Regions from separate parts of the Homo sapiens genome. Here regions 1, 2 and 3 are each linked to region 4. The links are chromatin contacts, found by Hi-C or POLR2A ChIA-PET in ENCODE. All regions are on one chromosome and are shown on one strand. The core of a region is the stretch at or near the end of the contact, and the rest is flanking DNA. Distances in the headings are between cores, read along the strand shown. Region 1 overlaps KLHL5 (kelch like family member 5). Region 2 overlaps LINC01258 (long intergenic non-protein coding RNA 1258). Region 3 holds the start of LINC01259 (long intergenic non-protein coding RNA 1259). Region 4 holds the start of TLR1 (toll like receptor 1).

Evidence for each region. A loop is a pair of places that touch in the nucleus more often than their neighbours do. ChIA-PET counts read pairs that join two places held with the same protein, here RNA polymerase II (POLR2A). Pooled maps may share reads with other maps.
Region 1: a loop to region 4 is called in a pooled map, with 3 times the contacts of the local background. The contact joins the enhancer-like site here to the promoter of TLR1 in region 4. A Hi-C loop is called at or near these places in 6 of 37 single-sample maps with no recorded cell type and 10 of 50 pooled maps. POLR2A ChIA-PET finds 5 or more read pairs at or near these places in 1 of 52 experiments (activated CD4-positive, alpha-beta T cell).
Region 2: a loop to region 4 is called in a map with no recorded cell type, with 5 times the contacts of the local background. The contact joins the enhancer-like site here to the promoter of TLR1 in region 4. A Hi-C loop is called at or near these places in 4 of 37 single-sample maps with no recorded cell type and 7 of 50 pooled maps. POLR2A ChIA-PET finds 5 or more read pairs at or near these places in 2 of 52 experiments (GM12878 and activated B cell).
Region 3: a map with no recorded cell type shows a loop between it and region 4 (7-fold over the local background). The contact joins the promoter of LINC01259 here to the promoter of TLR1 in region 4. A Hi-C loop is called at or near these places in 9 of 37 single-sample maps with no recorded cell type and 5 of 50 pooled maps.

Annotation. Positions count from the first base shown.
Region 1 is chr4:39,123,945-39,126,644 of GRCh38, reverse strand. KLHL5 (kelch like family member 5) reads right to left here. Exons shown (of 11, transcript NM_015990.5): 11 at 412-2,700. Among named protein-coding and RNA genes, the nearest start is that of WDR19, 57 kb to the left of the region's middle. Within about 2 kb of position 1,329, at least 2 of the 41 ENCODE cell types and tissues checked have a DNase peak (open chromatin) inside an H3K27ac peak, as active enhancers do.
Region 2 is chr4:38,449,047-38,451,746 of GRCh38, reverse strand. It overlaps LINC01258 (long intergenic non-protein coding RNA 1258), which reads left to right. Exons shown (of 8, transcript NR_110951.1): 5 at 508-572; 6 at 1,707-1,803. Among named protein-coding and RNA genes, the nearest start is that of LINC01259, 59 kb to the left of the region's middle. Within about 2 kb of position 1,331, at least 5 of the 41 ENCODE cell types and tissues checked have a DNase peak (open chromatin) inside an H3K27ac peak, as active enhancers do.
Region 3 is chr4:38,508,400-38,511,099 of GRCh38, reverse strand. LINC01259 (long intergenic non-protein coding RNA 1259) reads right to left here and starts at 1,333. Exons shown (of 3, transcript NR_149076.1): 1 at 1,153-1,333. The region is part of intron 1 of LINC01258 (long intergenic non-protein coding RNA 1258); the gene reads left to right.
Region 4 is chr4:38,803,527-38,806,226 of GRCh38, reverse strand. It overlaps TLR1 (toll like receptor 1), which reads left to right and starts at 1,436. Exons shown (of 4, transcript NM_003263.4): 1 at 1,436-1,473; 2 at 1,845-1,921. RefSeq lists enhancers at 436-605, 1,564-1,733, 1,668-1,837, 1,745-1,914, 1,781-1,950 and 1 more.

The DNA of each region.
Region 1 (2,700 bases), core at 80-2,579, 320 kb before region 4:
GAACCAGCTTGAACCTGGGCAAAGATCCAGGGCACTAGATTTGCTTCCCGAGCTTCCCTGGGTTTGCTTTCTAGATTATACCTCGTTAGCCCAAATAATTACCCAGGACTAGGGGGAAATGAGGGTGGCAGTGAAGTCTAGCGATGATGCCAATACCCACATCTGTCAATACGGCATTTCTTCAAGAGGCTTGCAAGTTGTTCAGCCCCAGGAGAAGATACAAAAAAACACGGTACTCTCCTACATCTCAGGAATGAGGACAGAGGCTGTGATGGAAGAGGTGGTGCGTTCATATAAGTTCTTTAAGACTCAGAATGATGAAAATGCCATAAGTAGCCTGTAATTTTTCATGGCATTTGATTTTTTTTACTCCAGTTAAAAAATAAAAAATATTACATGAGTATTATCTAGTCACAGTGAAATTAAATATCATTTTATTGAATATTTGTTTTTGTGTAAGAGTTATCAATAATTTCAAATATTACAGAGTTCATGAAAAGATGTCTATTTCAACTTTCAGAAAACATTTGTGGAATGCCTGCCATGTACCGGACGGTGGGGAAGTTCCCCGTTAACTCTCCCCTCATGGTTCTCGTTGTTTCTCACTCCCTTCTTAGGTTGAAATTAAGATTTAAGAGCCTTTCTGTTAGATTTTTAGAAATTCATTTATTTGCAAATTACAGTGAAAAATTTCTCTTCCAGATGCATATAAATCCGAAGTTTTTATCCTAGTGAAGCGTACAGAATGCTATTGTTATGACATTTAAGTATCATAACATAATGTAGCTAATAAAGCTTTTTAAAAATTATGGTAAAGTGTATGTGAAATTTACCATTAGTGACATTGAGTACCTTCACCATGTTGTGCAATCATCCCCAATAAGTAGTTCCAGAACATTTTCATCACCCTAGAAGGAAACTCCTTTTTAGCAATCTCTCCCCACTCCTTTCTCTCAGCTTCTTACAACCATTTATCTGCTTTCTGTCTCCATGGATTTGCCTATTTTGGATATTTCATATAAATGCACTCATGCAATACGTTGCCTTTTGTGTCTGCCTTCTTTCACTTGGCAAAAATGCGCTCAAGGCTCATCCATGCTTTAGCATGTATCAGTCCCTCATTTCTCTTTATGGCTGAATATTCTATTGTGCCGTGTGGAGATACCACAATTTGTTTATTCATTCATCAGCTGATGGCCATTTGGGTTGTTTCCTCTTTTTTGGCTACTGTGACTAGTGCTGCAATGAATATTTGCGTGAAAGTTTTTGCTTGAACACCTGTTTTCAGTTCTTTTCAGTATATGCCCAGGAGTGGACTTGCTGGGTCATATGGTAATTCTTTTTTTTAACTTATTGAGGAACTGCCAAACTGTTTTCCACAGTGGCTACACCATTTAACATTCCCACCAACAACGAATGAAGGTTTTCAATTTCTCCACATCCTCTCTAACATTTATTTTCTCTATTATTCATTTTTTTTCCTGTAGGTTTAGATCCTAGGTCTATTTCGTCATTCTAATAGGTGTGAAGTGGTATCTTCTTGTGGCGCTGATTTGCATAATGACTGATGAGGTTGAGTGCTTTCCATGTGCTTGTCGGCCATTTGTATATCTTCATTAGAGAAATGTCTATTTAAGTCCTTTGCCCATTTTAAAATTGGTTTGTCTTTTTGTTGTCGAGCATCGGAGTTCCTTATATATTCTAGGTATTAGTTCCTTACCAGATATGTAAGATTTACAAATATTTTCTCCCATTCTGTGGGTTGTCTTTTCACTTTCTTCATAGTGTCCCTTGATATGTAGAAGCTTTTAATTTTGATTTTTTTTTTTTTTTTTTTTTTTTGCTGTTGTTGCTTGTGCTTTTGGTGCCATATCTAAGAAACCATTGCCAAATCCAAGGTCATGAAGATTTATTCCTGTATTTTCTTCTCAAAGTTTTATGGTTTTAGCTCTTACATTTAGGTCTTTGATCTATTTTGAATTAATTTTTATATATGGTATGAAGTACAGGTACAAATTCATTCTTTTGCATGTGAATATTCACTTGTCTTAGCACTATTAGTTGAAGACACTGTTCTTTCTTCATTGAATGGTCCTGGAACCCTTGTCAAAAATCAATTGACCATAGTGTATTGGCGTAATTTGTTTCTGGACTTTCCATTCTACTCTATTGCTTTATATATTTTTATACCAGCACAACACTGTTTTGATTGAAGTAGCTTTGCAGTAAATTTTGAAATTGGAAAATGTGAGTCCTTCAACTTTATTCTTGTTCAAGATTGTTTTGAACAGACTTGAGTACCTTCAGTAACTTGCAATCCCATATAAATTCTAGGGTCAGCTTTTCAGTTTCTGTAAAAGGGTCACTGGAATTTTAATGGGGATTGTATTAAATCTATAGACTAATTTTGGGAGTAATGCCATCTTAACAATGTTAAGTCTTCCAACCTGCCAGCACAGGATGTCTTCCATTTATTTAGGTCTTCTTTAATTTCTTTCAGCAACGTTTTGTACTTTTCAGTGTCCAAGTCTTGCACTTTCTTGGTCAAATTTATTTCTAAGTATTTTATTCTTTTTCATGTTATTGTAAATGAAATTGTTTTAATTTCCCCTCAGGTTTTTCTTAGACTTTTGTGTGTTGATCTTGCAACCTGCAACATTGCTGAATTTTTAAAATCAGCCGGAATCATTTTGTGGATTC
Region 2 (2,700 bases), core at 82-2,581, 350 kb after region 4:
CATTTAAAAGTGTTTGGCACCTCCCCCGCTCCTTGCTCCTATTTTTTTTGCCATGAAATGTGGCTGCTTCCTGTTTGCCTTCCACCATGACTGGAAGCTTCTTGAGACCTCCCTGGAAGCAGATGCTGCTATGCTTCCTGCACAGCCTACAGAACCATGAGCCGATTAAACCTCTTTTCTTACAAATTACTGAGTCTTAGGTATTTCTTTGTAACAATGCAACAACAGCCTAATACAATGAACTATGCTGCCATAAACATGGATGTACAAGTATTTATTTGAGATCCTGTTTTCCATTCTTTTTGTTGTATACTCAGAAGTAGAATTGCTGGATCATATGGCAATTCTATTTTTAATTTTTTGAGGAACCTAGGTTAAACTTTTTGAAACTGCAGATATTGAACCAGTTTTATGTTTACCAAAAAAGCAGAACTTTAACACAATCTAATCTGTTTATTCCATCTCTCACTCTCTTGACTTCTCCATAACCCTATCCAACTGATAAAGAGGAATCAACTTCTTTATACAACAATGGCAGAGAAGTTCTACAATATGGAGTCCTGTGATAAAAGGTAATGCCAAAAGTTTGTCCAATGGTGACTTATGGTTCAGTCCACTCATTTTTGGTTTTTAGATTCTTCAGTGTCCTTCTTTTATCTGTTTCTAAAGTTACAAACTACCAGGAAATTTCTCATGGGAAAAAAAAATCTGTATCTTCGGATTATTTTACAAATCGGAAGACTAGAACATGTATATCAAAACCAGCTGGCGGCCCAGCACAGTGGCTCATGCCTGTAATACCAGCACTTTGGGAGGCCAAGGTGGGTGGATCACCTGAGGTCAGGAGTTCGAGACCAGCCTGGTCAACATGGCGAAACCCTGTTGCTAAAAATACAAAAATTAGCTGGGCTTGGTGGCGCATGCCTGTAGTCCCAGCTACACAGGAGGCTGAGGCAGGAGAATCACTTGAACCCTGGAGGCCAAGGTTTCAGTGAGCTGCAATCGTGCCACTGCACTCCAGCCTGGGTAACAGAGCCAGACTCCATCTCAAAACAAACACACACACACACACACACACACACACACACACACACACACACACACAAACCAACAACTGGCACCAGGGGGTCTTCCTTAGACAGGTCATACCTTCTCCAGTCCTACAGACACAGAGTCCCTTTTGATCTCTAATGCTGATGTGCACGTCAAATGCCACGTGTCTTTGTGACATGGCTTTTTCTAAAGCTGGTCCTACAGGCTGTTTGCACCTGCGATCCCTGGAATCACTTCAGTAAAATCAATGATTAACAAAGAGCTACTCTCCGGCCCTTTCCTGAGAGCTTGTTTTGAAGAAGTTAGAACTCTTTGCAAGGCAGTAAACCCTTCCTGGGAGTTGGCAGGAAAAGCCAGGAAGTCTTCTCATTATTATTGAGCACTGATCTTCCTTGTAGGGGCATATACCTAGCATACCAAAATTTACTCTCTGCAGCCCCCAACTTCCTGTCAGTAACACAAATGTAGGACATAAGTGAAGCTTTGCGAAAAAGGAGGATAGGATTTATTGTTCTGTTTTTAATTGAAAGCCCAAATAGCGATATTGATTGGTTTGATTCCACCAGAGAGTTAAACAATTTCCTTCCACATCCCCAAATCCCCAACTATGCAGAGCTGCAGCGGTCACCACCAGCCTCCTCAATGTTGTGCAGGTCCAGCTGACTGACCCACCAGCTGGTGACCAGCAGAGCAGAGGAGGAGCAAGCACAGGACCTTCACCTTTCCTGCCAGGTGTGGGCGCCAGTCAAGGTGGGCTCCAGGCTCTGATGCAGGCATGAGAGGATGTTGCAGCAGATGTGCTGCTTGCTTTTAAAGCTCTGGAACACAACAAAGATGAGGTTTTCTGTAGATGTGTACATGATTTTCATATAGAAAGATTTCCTTTTTCCTAAAGTCTAGAAAACAAGTAAATACCAAGTGAATCACTGACCTCCCAGAAACTATTTTATGCTCATGGTATGCACTGGTGGAGGGAGGTGACTAACGCAGGGCAGCCGAGCTGAGTACTTAAAGCTGGTTTTGCTCAATCTGTGGTACGGGTACTCATAGGGTAAGCATGATAATTTGGGGGTGATACACAGATATACATTTACAAATGTTAATAGTGTGATGTTGACACATGGAAACAGAGAGGGGAACAACAGACACTGGGGCCCAGCAGAGGGTGGAGGGTCGAGGAGGGAGAGGATTGGGAAACGTAATTAATGTACACTAGGCTTAACATCTGGATGACAAAATAATCTGTACAACAGGCCAGGCATGGTGGCTCATGCCTGGAATCCCAGCACTTTGGGAGACTGAGGCAGGCAGATCACGTGAAGTCAGGAGTTCGAGACCAGCCTGGCCAACATGGCAAAACCCCGTCTCTAGTAAAAATACAAAAATTAGCCAGGCGTGGTGGCATGTGCCTGTAATCCCAGCTACTCAGGAGGCTGAGGCAGGAGAGAATTGCATGAACCTGGGAGGTGGAGGTTGCAGTGAGCCGAGATCACACCACTGCACTCCAGCCTGGGTGACAGAGTGAGACTCCATCTCCAAAAGAAAAAAAAAAAAAAAAATCTGTACAACAAACCCTCATGACAAAAGTTTATCTAAACAAACCTGCACATCTACCCCTGAGCTTAAAATAAAAGTTTAATACTAAAA
Region 3 (2,700 bases), core at 84-2,583, 300 kb after region 4:
CTTAGCAAACGAACACACAGGACAAGAGAATATGGTTGGCTCAGCTTCTGACAGCATTTGGTGTATTTTCTTTGCCCTTGCATTTTCATTTGTCTGTCATGAGCTCCAAATGAGCTGCATACTTCATAGATTGATCTATTTAATTTTTAGGATTCTGTCAATGTTAAAAAATGGAGAAAGTGGATTTCCTTCCACAAAGTGGATCCCTGTGATTTGTGTAATCCATGTGTAGCTCCACTGTGGCAGCCTTGAAGCCCACAGGGCTCAGCCTCCCATTTTCTCCTCCAGCCAAAGGAACCTTCTAGACTTTCCTGAGGCTTGTAAGAGGCAGATGGCACAGGGTGGCTCCATCATGTACCAGACAGTGAGCAACTTAACCAATAACCCTTTAAGATTTCCGTTCCCTTTGAGTCTCCTTACCTTGGTCTTCCTTTCAACCTTTTCCTCCACAGTCAAGGAGAATCTAGGAGCCTTCCCGGTTGCTGGTGAAGCCTAAATTTTTCTTCTTGCTATTTTGCTATAAACACTCCCCTAGGCCTGATTTTCAAAATTGTATTTACCCAGCTTATGACTCTCTACAAGTTCCTCAAGTCTGACACAGAGGGTCTTTGACCCCTCTGTTGATGTGTGGTCAGGAGCTTGCCACATGGATCCCAGCATCTCCCCACACCACCATATGCCTGTGTGAGGGCTGGCTGGCGTTCGACCACAGAGAGGCTTTGTGACTTTGAGGCCTGGTATAATTCCTAAGACCAAAACATTGCAAACATTCCACTGATTTGTTGCTTCTTCACCCCTGGGCCTGGCCCACTCTGTAGCATTTCTGCTGCTTAGTCTACTCACAACACAAGGCTGCCTAAGTAGTCCTCACCTTGGTAGTACTCACCCCTTCCCTAAGTGTCTACAGCTTCGGGCAGTGCTGGCTGCACTGTAAGCCCCACAGAAGGACTCCAGGCTCCAGGTCAACCTGCAGCAGCAGATGAGGCTGGAGCCAGGGAGTGAAATTCACTCAGGCCTCTCTGCAGTGGTCCTGTTTCCCCTTCCAGGAAATAATCCAGTTTCTCAAGAGCTTAAGTGTCTCCATCAAAACTAGCTCAAACACCATCTTCCTGTGGTTTTATGAGGGAGTTTCTTGGAGAAACTGCTCCTAACCTTATATCCTTGAGCACTTCTCATCCAGTTCCAGATGACCTTCAGAAGGTGGTCCCACAAAAGCCAGGGCCATCTCACAGCTCGCCTCTGCCAGGGTGGTAGATTTGAGGACCTCCATGGTGGTGCCAGGTTGGCCTCCTCCCTCTCTGGCAGTCATGATGAAGGCATTCACCTGTCTTGTGTCTGAGCTGAAAGTGGCTCCTCTGCCTTAAACATCCTGGGTGGGACTCAGAACCATAGCCCGATATGGTTGACTTCTCACAGGAAGCCTCTAGTTTCACCCCACAACAACCACAAAATAGGAGTCTACCTTTTCATATCTCCAAAACAAAGTCCACCTCGTAGAGTGCATCGAGTAATGTAGACATTTAACGAGGAGAAGGAGAAAAGGGCTTACATCGCACTCTCTATTCAACACTTTGGTTTTCCACACTTCCTACCAGTTAAATTTCTTCTTCAGCCATCACCTGCTTGGTCTTCCTTCCTCCAGCGTTCCTTCTCCTCTCTGAACCCTTTCTTAGAATGTGTGTGGTCTGCAGATGTTTAATGTAGTTAGTATTTCACGCATGTTAATAAGGTCAAATTGGTTGGTAGTGCTGTTCAAATCTTCTATAGCCTTTCTGATTTTTCATTGTCTACCAGTTTTATCTAGAAGTGTTAAATCTCCAACTATGACTGTGATTAATCAATTTCTGCCTTTACGGATGATTGGGACTCATCAATGTTTTCTCCATGTATTTTGATGCTTTGTGATTAGGTTGCATACATGTTCAAGATGTTAGACCTTCTTGGTTAATGAATTATTTGATTATTATGAAATGTCTCTCTTCATCTCTGGTATTACTCTTTGCCTTGGAGTCTACCTTGATATGAATATAGCAAGCCAGCTTTCTTATAACTATCTTTTGCATGTGCTCTTTTACTTTATATGTCACAAGTCTGAGTCTTTATACTTAAAATATTTATCTTGTAAACAGTATACAGGTGGGCTCTGCTGTGTTATCCAGATTGACTATTTCTGCCTTTTACTTGAATTGTTTAATCTATTTACATTTAACCTAATTATTGATAGTTTGGGTTTCAGTCTGTCATCCTAATATTTGTCTCCTTTGTTCTTTGTTGTCTTTATTTCCTGCCTTCTTTTGAGTGAACCAACTATTTTTTAACTGATCGTTTCCTTTCCTTTATTATATTTTTGTTTTACTCATATCTTTGTGCTATTTTTTGGTGGTTGCTCTAGGATTTAGACATCCATCTTTAAGTTGTTATGGTCTACATTCAAATATTCTGTTACTTCTCAAACAATGCACGGATTTTACCATCATGTACTTCCATTTAGCACCTCTCCTATGAGGGGCACCACCTTCTGTCATGCTGATCGTGTGTGTGTGTGTGTGTGTGTGTGTGTGTGTGTGTGTTTTGGGGTGAGGTCAATCTCATGTGTAGTTGTTCTAGGTCTGGGTTCGTTTGTAACTTCAGTTAGATATAAGTCACCACTGGCCTCCGATATCATTAAGACAATATGAGGACTTCCCCTTCAGCAGATCT
Region 4 (2,700 bases), core at 187-2,686:
TTTTGTTAAAAAAAAACACAACTAACTACAGATTACATCTAATTGACAGCATATTTTTACTGCCCTGAATCCAAAAAGAAATGCCCAGGTATGGGCTAGGGGTGGGCAGAGACACACACACTTGTAATCATGTACACAACTGGGAGTAGTGGGGATGAGTCTGTGGGGAAAAACAGGAATTCAGAGTGCTGAGAAGCTTCCCTTACTGCCCTGCCCACTTCCCTCCCCTGGGCATTGCTCCCTCAGCCTGGATTCACAAAGTCAATGCCTTTGGGAGCCAGGAACTAAATTCTTAGTCAAAGACACCTCCCTCCTGTCCAGTTATGGGTCTCAGGGAGGAAATGGCAGGTGGGTGGTTTCATTCTTTCAGTTTCAGAAAATATCTGTAGACATAACATATTTCCTCTATTAAACAAATTCTGAGGTAAGGGGAAACAGAGAGAGACAGTCAGAACATTATAAGTCGAAAAGAATCTCAGCATTCTTAGTTTAGGGAAGTTGGCCTTGCTCGCTGTGTGGTAGAAAAGCTGATTACGGGAGAGAACCGTGGAGGGAAGGAAGGGAGGCAGTTTTGTCATCCCCACATCCGGTTTTGACTGGACACCATGCAGGCTGAGATCAACTTCAGAGGCAGTCAGCTGGAATCCCATAGCTTTATTTGCCCATTTATTGTGTTGTTATTTTGTTGTTGTCATTACTGGAAAAGGCAAGAGTAGAGCTATCAGAATGTCTTCCTTGAACATGCTGTCAACAAACCCCAGGATTTTTATAAACCCTATGTGAAAAACACGCTAAGAATCTCTTTTCTTCTTAGCATATTTTTCACTTAGGGTTTACAAAAATATGTTTTGAAGAAAGCTTGAAAAGATCAGTGGAAAAAAATTCAGCACCAAATTTTCTCTGAAAATCAACTTGTCAAAAAAGACGTGATTAACATCCATCCTGTAACCAGCACATGAATGATCTTCCCTCTTTACGAGTGTGCTTCAGCAAAACTTTAATCTCGACCCCTCCCTCTTTCCACTTTTAATAGTGGATGGATGAAAAGGCAAGAGGAAAAACAAAGCAGCCGAAACACACCCAGACGCACACTTCTGCCAAGCATAGCCACCACGGTAAGCATTTTGAATTCAGCCAATTATGATCTGTGGATTATTAACATTACCTCATTTACTTCATCAGTGTAGACAATAGTAAACTGACTGTAGTGAAATTTGGAACCATAGAAACGTGATTCTATTTTAATACAGGCCTATCAGGTAACCCACAGACTATGCTACATATGAATAAGAGAAAATAAGTTTATTCTTAACTATGTAATGTAATTCCAGTGGAATTCGGTAGGTGGCATAAAACAGCCTTTTTGTTTTGTTTTGTTTTCAACACCAAATGTGGTTAACAGTGAAATAAATTCAAGGAAGTGCTTGAATTTCTTACAGACTGCCAAATGGAACAGACAAGCAGGTTGTCTTGGTAAGCAACACATTCTTTTCTTTTGTAAAAGAAAATAATTGTATAGCTAGTTATTAAGTACAGAAGTCTCAAAAATCTGTGTAAGTCCTGGGTGTTTTTCTAAGTGGGTTATATTTCTGATATGTATATAGTTACTGTGTAGTTTGTACTGGCATTTGTGTATCAGTTCTGAGTCCTAAATCAGAGAAAGTCCCCACACTCCTCTGGGAATAACACCTCGTGTGTGATTTGCTTATAGGAAATATTTTTGAGTTGGGAAATGAATATTTGGGTCACACACGTCTTCTGGTTTTCTTCCAGAGCAGCTGCTAGTTGTTGATTTTGACAGCATTTCTCTTCACCTAATCCCGCCATTTGTATTCTCTTCTCAGTGTTAAAGAAAATGAGATATAAGTCAGTTACTCCCGGAGGCAATGCTGCTGTTCAGCTCTTCTGTTTTTGTGGCCAGGTTTGTTTCAGTTTTTCTCTCTGGGGCCTTCCCACTAGCTAGTCCTTCTGTTTCTCAGGCCACTAACACTGTTCTGGGGAGCTAGACGTGAGGTAGAATTGCAGGTTTTGAAAATGTTTCCCAGGCTACATCCAATTTGGTCAAAAGACTTGAAAGTGAATTTGTTTTATAACAAAGCAAGAGTTCACAAAACCGCATAGAAAGCAAAGCAGAACAGTTCTTGAACTGTCTCAGATTCTTTTAACCTTTGGTTAATAGCTATTTGGTCTTGTGCAGAGAAGGCCCTTAGTAAATATTTACAGGACTAAACTTAATGGGCCAGATAGATTGTATGGGTATTGTCCATTAAGACCAGTCAAAGCCTTGATTTGATGCCTCCAAAGTCTCCAAAAGAAGACAAATTAAATGTATTGATTCATTGTATCATATAATGTGAGGCTAAACCTATCATAATAATGAAAATTCACAGAAGCTCACCTAGAGGCATTTTACACTTTCAAATTAAAGCATCCTTTTCTGCTCAGCTTATTTTTTGGATAGTAAAAGAGTTTAAAGGTTCTAAAATAGATGAGGCTCAGTCATGGTCATTAAGACGTTGATCAAAAAATTCTTTGGTCTAGGAAACTGAGACATTGATTTTCATGGATTTAGCAAGTTTGGTATATAAAATTCAAAGATCCTGGAAGTATTAAAAATCAGTTATTCCTGTGTATAACATTTTGATTTCTTAATTATAGAAATAAGAATGGTTTCATAAACTGAGTACTTAAAATTAATGA